2 separate regions of the Homo sapiens genome follow, and region 2 is linked to region 1. A link is a contact called in ENCODE Hi-C data. All regions are on one chromosome and are shown on one strand. Each heading gives the region's core, a stretch centred on a gene start or an enhancer-like site at or near the end of the contact. The rest is flanking DNA. Distances are from core to core; before and after follow the strand shown.

Region 1 (5,372 bases), core at 607-3,106:
ACTTTTATTTGAGAGAGATTTATGTAGTGATTATTATATGTCAGATACTGTTCCAGCAGATTCTGAATACTAACCCATTTTATGACCATCACAACCCCATTAGGCAGGTACTGTTATTTCCATTTTATAGATGAGGCAACCAAGGCACACCACTAGTGCATGACAGCACTAGGGTGCATGCAGACAATCTGGCTCAGAATCCATGCTGTTAGCTACTAAGCCTGCCTGACCTCAGAGCTTTGCTCTTTAAATTTTTCCAGAAATCTTTACTGAAATCCCCGGTGATCTGCCTAAACTAATGAACGTACAGAGATCTGGTGCCAGTGGGAGCACAGAGACTTTGCTGTCTGGGAAGTGGTCCCTGGAAGGGCCTTCAGGATGGAACAATAGAGCAACAGAATGACTCCCAGAGGAAATTTCCCAAGTTTCACACAACTTGGGAGCAGAGGGAGGAAGGCGGGGAGGGTGAGTCTGTGGCTGGAAGATGCAGTCCATATGGGATTACATGAAGACATCTGTATATATGTGTTTGGAGGTCTGTGTACATGTGGTTCTGGTTGGGTGTCCCTGTGTGTGAAAGTGTTCATGCATTTATGTTTTAATACCCACCATATGCATGTGCGTGTGTGTGTGTGTGCATGTATGTGTTTGTATATACATCCATGGGCTTGTTAATATACATGAAAGGTGCAAGAATAGCCTCCTTGTAAAGTGACTTGGTTTCTGTCTTAGTGAATTCAAATTCACATCCAGGAATTCTAAAATCAACAATTTTTATTTTTCCTGAAAGGGCCATTATTTGCTTAGAAGTCCATAGGATGAGCAATACATTTGGCATTCTTCTCTTATCTTTAGTGAAGCTGAGGCCCAGTTGGAGACGAACACAGAGTCCCCTGGTATGCAGGCTCTCTGAGCCAGAGCCCATTCCTGTGGGCAGCCAGGACCTGTCCCTGGGGCTCATAGACATTAGCCATCCAGCTGTCAAATAGAGATATGGAAGGACCTTCCAGGTTCCATTTTTCCAAACCTTTAAATCTTAAGATCCCATCCAAGGCCAGCCCTGCTGACCCCAGCAACACTGTTTATTCAAGGGCTTTTCAGGGAGCCACTGCCTACACTGACAGGGACAAGGAGGCACAGCATAATTGCTATCTGTTGCTGCTGCTGCTGCTGCAGTTTTAGCACAAACTGTGAGCACGTCTGTGGGCATTTGTCTGTCTGCAGAGAGGTCAGTCCAGACTTCTCTCACCGGAAGGCGATGGCTGGAGTGCTATTCCTAAGGAAGCAAAGAACGAGGGGTGGAGAGAGTCGTCCCCGGAATTGCATGGCTTGGGGCTTGGTCCAGATTGCGTGGCGAGGAGGGTAAGCAGGCCCAGCAGAGGGCGCCACCGCGCTGGCTCTCTTCTCCCGCGCAGTGCAGGCAACGGGGCGGTGTTCAGGAAGGCCAAGGAAGGATAGATTCTCGATACTGTACCCCCACCCCACCCGCCTCTGCCTCCCTCCTTCTCCTATCTCTTCTCTCCTCCCTGCCCCCTCCCTCCCTTCCCACCTCTCTCTCAGTCTTTCTTTCTTTCCATCTCTAGCCCCTCACCCCCCTCCCCAACTTGAGCAGGTCACCCCAGGGAACCTCAAGTCTAGTAACTGAGTGTTAATTATGTCTGAGTGGATTCTGGAGAAAAAGAAAACCATATACTGTATCAGCAGAGAAATGGTTTCACTGTGAGGAAACTAATGATGCTTTTATCAGGAACAATATAAAGATTGCTTTTTTACTAGTGTGTGTCCCATAGGGTTCAGGGCTATGAGATATTTCTGTATCTGGCTTTAGGTTCCTCTGAGCTTTTACATAATCAAATCAATAGAGCCATGATTCACCCTCTGGCAACAACTGCTCCCTGCAAGTTTGCTGTTGCATCTTTAGTGGCGAAAGAGAAAATAAATAAATATATGGAAAGGAACTTATTATGAATCTGTAAAAACATTGATTTGTTTCGTCTTCAGTCTTCCTTTTTAATTGCTTTGCATACACATGTACACACACACTGTGAGGGTCTAGGTTCACAGCCGGTCAGAGAATGAGGTGGCTGACGATTGCCCAGGTATTTGCCATTGTCTGATGGGAAGAGATGGGTTCTGTTGAGCAGAATCAGAGGTGGAGATGTGCTGCTTGCCTGTCCTCCCGTGTCTTTTTCAGACATTTTATTCATCTTCTCTCCCATCCCTGTGAATTCCCTACATTCCAGGCATGATTTTGGTTCTTCCCTTTCTCTTTGAGTTATATTGTTTTTATCAGAAATTTCCCTCCCCTCTGCCTGGCAGAAATGATCACCCTTGGACCTACATCTGTCCCCAGCAGCATCAGTGAGGCCGCAGACTTCTCACCCTCCCCAGCCCCCATTCTAAGAACAGCTGGTTAGGACCTCAGTGAGAATACAATATGGGAGTGGGCAGGAGCAGAGAGAGCAGATCTCACCATTTACTCTGGAGACACATCTTTCCTTCTCATTTCTCCTATCCCCAAACCTCCGAGTTCACGGAAAGAGAGCACCAGGAATAACTCCTAAAGTCTTTCAGGACACAGGCAGTTTGCCACTCCTTTCCCTCCTTTCTTTAAGTAAATAAGCAAAGGCATCTTTCAGGCTAAAACATGGGGGAGGATTCAGTGTTGTGCTACTGTGTCATCTACTTTTCACAGGCAAATTTAGATGACCAGGGCCTCAAAACACAGGTGTTTCAGTGTCACTTGCTGCTTTGCATTGACAAAGTCAACCGATAAAATAGGTATGTTCAGCTGGGCTTGGAGAAATAAAAACAGGGACTCACTGGCAGTCCAGCTGGTCACAGAGACAGGGAAAGGTTGTTTTGTATTTTCTACTCCAGTCCCCAACTTAGAGGCCTTGTTCATAGATAGGCTTCATTCTTCCCATCCTTCAGAAGCAGAAAAACATTAGAAGTAATAACAGAGACGAGGCAGGAAAGAAAAGCCACTTATGTAATCAGGTGTGCTGGGACCTGGGGATGACAGTGTCACAAAAATAAAATGGCTCCCTAATGATGACAGAGTCTTATTACCAAAGCCATGCTCCTGTGACAGTGCTGCCAGGCTCCTCTGAGAGGACAGCAATGACAGAATTCTTTAAGGACCTACTTTGGGTAAATATTTGTCCCTAAAGAACATCATCTTTGAGGACCCTCAATCCTATAATCTGGGAGTCCCAGGCATTTGGACAGATGGGATCCAGCTTGGGTTTCAGGAAAGAAAGGGACTTTCATACAGCGCTGGGGACTGTGATACCAGCAACACAGTGTATTAGCATACAAACAATTGCAATGGTGGCCATTTATTGAATATCTACCTTGTACCAAAGACTATGCCGGGAGCTTTGTGCAGACTATTGCATTAAGTTAACTTTCACCCTCAAGACAGTATAGCAAAGAAAGGCTTATTATTCCCATAATTGGGACTTGAGACTCAAAAAGATTACATAATTTGCTCAAGGCCACGGAATTGGTACAAGATTGAGCGGGGTTCCAACTAAGTCTCTTTGAGCCTCACATCTCCGGTCTTCCTGCCATGCCAGCATCATAGAAAGTGTTGAAAACATGCTAAGTTAACCTTGAATGGATCCTGGACAACTTTATTTAAAAATTATATAATTATGTACTTTAAAAACGTATTCAAAATCTTATTGTTACCACATTAAACCATGGATATTATTCTTAGAAAAAGGCTATTCTTTGGCTTAAAAAAAGGGAATCGCTATAAATCAAGTAAGTAAATATATTGAGATGATAGGGAGGATGGATACAGTAAAAATTATGAAGGAGATGAACAGATGACTGGAGGTTGGGGGATGCCACAGCCGGCTGTGCTGCCTTGAAGGGCAGTGAGAATGTTGTTAGTAGCTGCCTAGAATGTTGTGTAGAGAAGGAGTCTGAGGCCCCATGCATTGTCTGTTAGTGACGTCTGCCATGGCGCACGGGGAAGCACTGGAGGTTGCTGGGGGTAACAGCAAATTGTGAGGTCTCCTCGCTCTCTTGAATCAAGCCCAACATGCTCCTTTTTCAGAGGAGGAGGAAGCCCAGAGAAATGAACTGAACTTTTCAAATGTCTCAAGGCAATGATTCTACAACCAGTTGCCTCTTTCTAAGAGGCCCAAACATTTACTCGTGGTTCCCAGTCAATATATTTTGTCTTTTGGGGAGTGGGGATCATGGTTTTTAATAATTTCACCCAGTTTAGATTCTTTCCAGTAGAAAGGCAGACCTGGATTAGAATCCTGCCTTATTCCACGTGTGCTACAGGAAGTAACCGTGTCCCTTTTAACCTCTGAAGTTTCTTCCTCTGTGTAGTGGAGTACGTCACCATCACAGTGCTGTTGTGAGGGTTGAATGAAATAAACCACCTAGAGCATTGATTATGAAATGCAAAGTCGAAGTTCAAGAAATGGTGCCTAATGTTGTCTCTTTCCCTTGTCTACAAAATGGATACTTGTTACAAGCCTACCAGGTGCCTCAACCTTTAACCAGTAGGGTTTTCACTACCATGAAACAAGGGGCAATTCCATGTTCGACACATGCTCGGGAGGCTCTGCTGACTCTCCCAGGCCTTCATGGCCATCATCGTTGGGCATGCAGCCCACCACCCTCCCAGCACAGACACACAGATCCCGACCACACACTCCCAACCAGAAATATCCAAAAATACACTAAGAAAAATCCAATAATACTTACTTGAGGTTCTTAAACTCTTTCTTTGGGGGTAGATAGATACAAGGCAGTAAACCAGCATAGGGAAAGAAAAATAGCAAAAAACAAACAAACCAAAAAAACACCTAATAAAAAAATCCCATAGGAAGGAAATGGAACCCCCCCCCACCCACCCCAAAATGGATCTAAACTGTGTGGTTGCCGGAGCTGCTTTCCTGAAAAGAGGGCCAGAAACTGAGAGCATGGAGCGCTTAGACTGGAATTGTTTTCTAAACAGAATTTTTTAGGGTATATTTTTCACATATATTACCCTTTCTCAAAATGCCCTGGCCAAAAGTAGTAAAAATGCTGTACTATTAAACTTAAGTTAGGGGCCTGTGTTGGCTGAGGGACCCAGCTGGGTTTCTTCTGGCAACCGGAGAAAGAAGGAGGCGGGAAAGTGCCACTGCGCCCTATTACCCTCAGGTGCCCATTTGGTGCCAACTGGGGGATGTTTGATTGAACTTGGCCCCTAGCTAAGAACAGTGGGGGTGGGAGTGGGGGAAAAGTAAGAGACAGTTTAAAAAATAATGAAGGGACATAGGTATGTTGAGAAGAAAAAAAGAAAGAAAAATCACATCTGCATATTTTCTGAATGAGCAAGAGAGGTTATGATTACAGCT
Region 2 (5,387 bases), core at 1,606-4,105, 340 kb after region 1:
GGGATTACAGGTACGGACCACCATGCCCAGCTAATTTTTGTATTTTTAGTAGAGATGGGGTTTCACTTTCATCATGTTGGCCAGTCTGGTCTTGAACTGCTGACTTCAAGTGGTCTGCCTACTTCGGCCTCCCAAAGTGCATGAGCCACCGCACCTGGCCAAAAAAGTGAAGTGTTTTTTGTTTTTTGTTTTTTTTTTTAAAAAAGCCTTTCTAAGGTTGACTATGCACAGGCATGAACTACTGAAGCGGCATTACTGTTCACCCTGCCCTTTACGAAATTCCTCTCTTTGCAGATTTTCTCCCTGAATATAGCTTCATCTTCAAGTTTTATTATACCTGCAAAATTTAGTTAACAACAACTTCACCTTATTAACATCTTCTGGAACAAAAGTTCCAGAAATCACTGTACATTTCTCTACTCCACATTTCACCCCCTTCATGAGAATTGCTAAGCACTATGAAAGCCAATTGGGGTTCCCTGGATTTTCTCTCTCATAAAAAAACTGACAAGGCTTTTCTCTGTCTAGGAGAGAGGGCGATGATCAAGATCCACTTTTATGGAAAACATGATATTATGCTGAGAAATCTGTCAAGAGCGGGAAAAGCACTTCATAGAGGGAGAATGTAAACCATAATGCTGAGAGAAATATCTGCATTAACTTTTTGCATTTGTTCACAAAAGTTTATGAAATGCCTACTGTGTGAAAGATTGCACCACAAACCATGGTATATGTTGTAAGCTGTGTGGGCAGAACTTCTGGTGTCTGAGAATCTGACAAGAAGAGAAATGAGTTCACTAACGGCAGACTGTTGCTCTGACGCACGGCCAGCCAGCAAGCCGAGGCATGAGGAGATGCAGGGGAAGAGCATGAGCTGGACAGGTGTCATGCACAAGCAGCTCTGCAGCAGGGCTCACGGTGCCTGATAATTATGGATATTGTCAGATCTGCCAAGAGACATATTTAGCAATGAGCCGGGAGGGGGCAGGAGGAGGTAGGCATATTACGAAACTTGCCACCCACCTCCCATTGGCACTATCAGTTTCCAAGGCTCTATTAAAGATAAACAAGGATGCCTAGCCTCCCCTGAGATCAAGAGGAGATGGTGATTATGAAAATAATAACAGTTTTAAAAATTACTTAAATGTTCTAAGGGAGCCTTTATTTCTGGCAGTGTTAAACACTTGCAAGGAAGAAGGTAGAAAACAAAAACAAACTAGAAGACCACAGTAGCCTCAGTCTGAAAGGCCACTCCAGGGCTACTTAAACCAAACACTCTCTGTGAGTTCAGTGGTTAGGCTTTTCCCTCCTCTGGGTGGCATTCCAAAGGCTTCTCCTTCACATGTGCAAAAACAAGAAAGCGGCGACAAGATGCTACAGCAGATTTCTGTTTGAGACGATGTTTCTGAGGGAATAAGAAAAAAAAAAACAAAAAACCAAGCGAGAGAGGGAGAAGTTTTTCTTTCATTTAATTTTTTTTTTAAACAAAAACCTAGAGACACTGGTCTGTGAAGCCAAGTTTGTTAACGTGCAAGTATAATTTACTTTTATGTAAACATAACTTCACAGAGTTATCAGTAGGTTCCATTTTCAGTAAAAACAAACAAACAAAAAAAAAGAAGCTGCAAAATAATTATAAAACATATGGTGCAAACTCCGGCTGTGTTTATTTTATGACAGTTAACATTATTTACAGTGTGATCTGGTCAGAATTAATACTCAAAGGGTTATACACAGAATATGTCAAATTTTTCTTCTTAATCATGCACACCATTAGTTTTGTCAACCCATCTAAATGAATTTATCTAGAGATCTCCTGTATTCCCCCAAAGAAATCAATTATATTTTTTAACATATTATTTTATTCAAAATGCTTGACTAACACCACCGATAAGCTGCCAATAGTAATATAGGAAGGAGCTCACCCTCTTCTTAAATGGGGAAGTTTGACAAAATGCACTTAAAATTCTGCCATTTGTTGCATGAGATTCTTTAACTCCACACTGTTCATTTCGTTATCTCAGTTGCTAACGCATATTAAATTTTTAAAGATTTAAGTTCTTTTTTTTTTGGTAACAACACAGCTACTACTTTCTGTTAACACATAAATTATCAATATATCCTGTTGAGTAAAACTATTTAAGTAGCTTATCCTTGATACTGGAGTGGCATTAGGAAGCACTGACTATAGGATCTGCTTATTATTCAAGTGGGAGATATACAACAGCCAAGAGACATACAGAAAAAAAAAAATAAGAATAATTTTGCAATGAAAATCTTTATTTTTGTAATCTTTGTAATGAAAATATTTATTTTCCCTGTCCTTTTATTAAAAGACTCTGGTATTTTGCTCTCATTCAAGGCCTTATATTAATATAAATACCAAAATTTATGGGACCAGGTGGTGTTTAGTAATGTGAGCTGAAACAGAAAATGGCTGCTTTTCCTCCCTGGGCACGCAGACACAAGACATCCTCTCCTACAATAGACACTGACCACAACCTATCTTCCTATTCACCAGAAATGGTTTTGTGCAGTAGTGTGCTAGGGCTGGCTCATGCCAGCCTATGAGAGCTGATTGCTAAACATTCGGAAATTTTGGGAGTTGGTGGTTCAAACAGACGACATTAAAAATTAAATTTTAGAAACATGCAATGAAAAAAATTAAAAACAATGATAATAGGTACTCAAAATTCATCACTTCTAATTATTTGACATTTTACTATTATCTATGTTCTTATAATTATTTGACTACATTTTACTATTATCTGTGCTCTGAAGATTACTTGCTTCTACTTACGTCTGGTATGGTGGAAATACCATATAATAATGTGTGACTAAGCATCTCTTCCCAACTCCATGTTCAGTGACTCATGTTGACAGGCTGAAATCAGCCATCATGGGATATTTTCACCAGAGAAATCAGCAAACACTTGCAAATCAGGGTTGGCTGGTTGCTTGGTTTGTTTTCATTTAGAAAGCTATTGTAATGCTACCAACACAACGCTAGCAATGTCTAAATAATAAATTACTGTCTAGTTTCAAAACTTAAGACTTTATTTGTAAATATACACTCATTTAAACTTTATAATCCCATCTGTACCCTTGTGGGAAAAAGAAGAGAAAGAGATAATTTTGCTATGACAGAAAAATTAACTATAAATTTTATTTGGATCACTTATTTTTATGAAGTCTTGTAAAACATAACATGGAGCATGATTTCTGGATATGAAAAACATTAGATATGACAAATGAAATATATGGTTTGTGTCTTGGACAGGAAACACCCTGCATGCCTCTGGAAACAAACACAAAGATTAAGTATCAGGCACACAGGTTTTTAATGCCTAGATTATTCTGTTTTTATAATAAATTAGTAAATGAGATTCTAGCCATTACAAATCTGTGTGTTGTTGAAAACTGTCATTTGATCTATGATAAAAATACAAATAAGGAATAAAGCATAAAAGAGAAATAATTCTGAATCAAAGCCAATAAAAATAAGACAGCTTATAGATATTAAAATGTAAGAAAAATTTAGGGATAAGTTACTTTTGGTTAAACATGTGGCAGTATCTGTTAAGATGAAAATGAGGATGAATCAAATATTCATATTTTTAAAACTAAACCTAGGTAGGAAGAAAAATCTGCCTATTTGTATTTCATGGTACATCCACAAACTCATTACTTCAATCTGTCGTTTATAAACTTAAAACAAACATTACATTTTTCAACATTACTGCTATTTGTAAATCACATATAAAAAGGAAGCACAATGTAACTAAATAGCAAATGCCAACAAGGAGATAATTAGGCAGGAAAAATATTTCTGAGTTAAAATGTATGTTTTTATAGGTCTTCCTATAGCAGCAGGCAAAATTTTATAGAAGTGAATTTTATTAGAGAGAAACATAATCTAAAAATCAACTTTTAAGACAATCATTCTTAGTAGTAATACAGCAGATTTCAATGTAACTACAAAAAACGTCTGACTTCTAAAATTCGTTTTTAAAAACATCCACGTCTACCTAACACTGGTAGACTTTGTGACCATCAGCTAAACCAATAATGGTGTAAGTGCTTTTTAAAATAGTCCTATCCTGAATGAATTACTACTGTTATGATTTAAAGAGAAATATTACTCAATGCAAAGAGCTCTAGATGTGATATTAGAAGATGCAATTTTGAGGATTACTAGTTTTGGCACTGTTAAGCTTTCTTACCATTATCAATTATGGTTTTCTTCCTCGATCTAACATTGTGGAAGTCTCCCTGTTTTAGTTTTACAGTAAATAAGACTGCCCGTGAAGGAGAGAATCACACAATAGTAATGCAGGAATGGACATCTAACTGTGCAACCTAATTCTGATTTGTACCATGGTTGCAAAACCACATCATAAAAAATCATGAGAAAATCATTTCTAAAAATCTGTGTCTCTCTTCCTCCTTCATTACCCTTTCCCTTAATCCGTCTCTCTAAACTGACATAATATAAAATTGAAATACATTGTCATTTATCATACTTAATAGTTTATGTACCCTGATCTTAATTTAAATTATAAATTGCATGTTTGTCTTCTGGAAACAAATAATGCACTAAGTTGCTTTCTCCCCAAGTATCTCTCTTTATCGTCTTTTGTAGGTAGGTATACTCTTTAACAAAAAAATGATTCTCCACCCATCTATAAGAAGTACAGAGAAACCATGAACAAACTAGTTTTCTATTTACTCAGCAGGAAGATGGCTTTTGTATATTTTCATAAATAACCTAGATATGATTTCTTTAAAAAACATTCACAGTTTGGAGGAGTTTAACCTAGATGACAAAGTAAATGGCAGAAAAAATCAAAACTTTTATACTTTGGCTCTGAAACGTAACTAAATAGCAAACCATTCAAAAATCCTAATCTTTTGGTTAAACATGTAGCAGTATCTGTTAAGATGAAAATGTGGATGAATCAAATATTCATATTCTTAAAATTAAATCTAGGTGGAAAGAAAAATCTGCCTATTTTTTTCTGTAGATCTGTAGATAATAAAATGATTTCCAAATTTTTAACTTTTGTCACAATTGACATTTCTACATATAAAAATAATCTTCATCACCTATAAAACTAAGTTTCCAAAAATCCTAGGTAGCTGCTCAGTTCAGAGAAATGAAACTAGGAAATCCAAACTTTTGGGTTTATTGTTTATGGCAACGTTGCCCATATGTTTTTAAAAGATGGGAGAAAACACTTGGTGTCATTTACACATCTTTGCAAGGCTGATGGTAAAGAAAGCACTGGCGTAATTTTTAAGCAACAGTTTCAAAAAAGGAATTTCATAGATTCCATCTCTTTCATATTAATACTTCTGGACAGAGGAATAGAAATTGTTTAGGAAGT

The links. Hi-C counts contacts between places; a loop is a spot of excess contacts on that map. Pooled maps may share reads with other maps.
Region 2: a loop to region 1 is called in a pooled map, with 2.6 times the contacts of the local background. The contact joins two enhancer-like sites. A Hi-C loop is called at or near these places in 2 of 168 maps with a recorded cell type or tissue (endothelial cell of umbilical vein and sigmoid colon) and 7 of 50 pooled maps.

What each region holds. Positions count from the first base shown.
Region 1 is chr9:16,190,980-16,196,351 of GRCh38, forward strand. No RefSeq gene overlaps it. Among named protein-coding and RNA genes, the nearest start is that of LINC03041, 83 kb to the right of the region's middle. Within about 2 kb of position 1,857, at least 6 of the 41 ENCODE cell types and tissues checked have a DNase peak (open chromatin) inside an H3K27ac peak, as active enhancers do.
Region 2 is chr9:16,529,981-16,535,367 of GRCh38, forward strand. The region is part of intron 5 of BNC2 (basonuclin zinc finger protein 2); the gene reads right to left. Among named protein-coding and RNA genes, the nearest start is that of BNC2-AS1, 190 kb to the right of the region's middle. Within about 2 kb of position 2,856, at least 3 of the 41 ENCODE cell types and tissues checked have a DNase peak (open chromatin) inside an H3K27ac peak, as active enhancers do.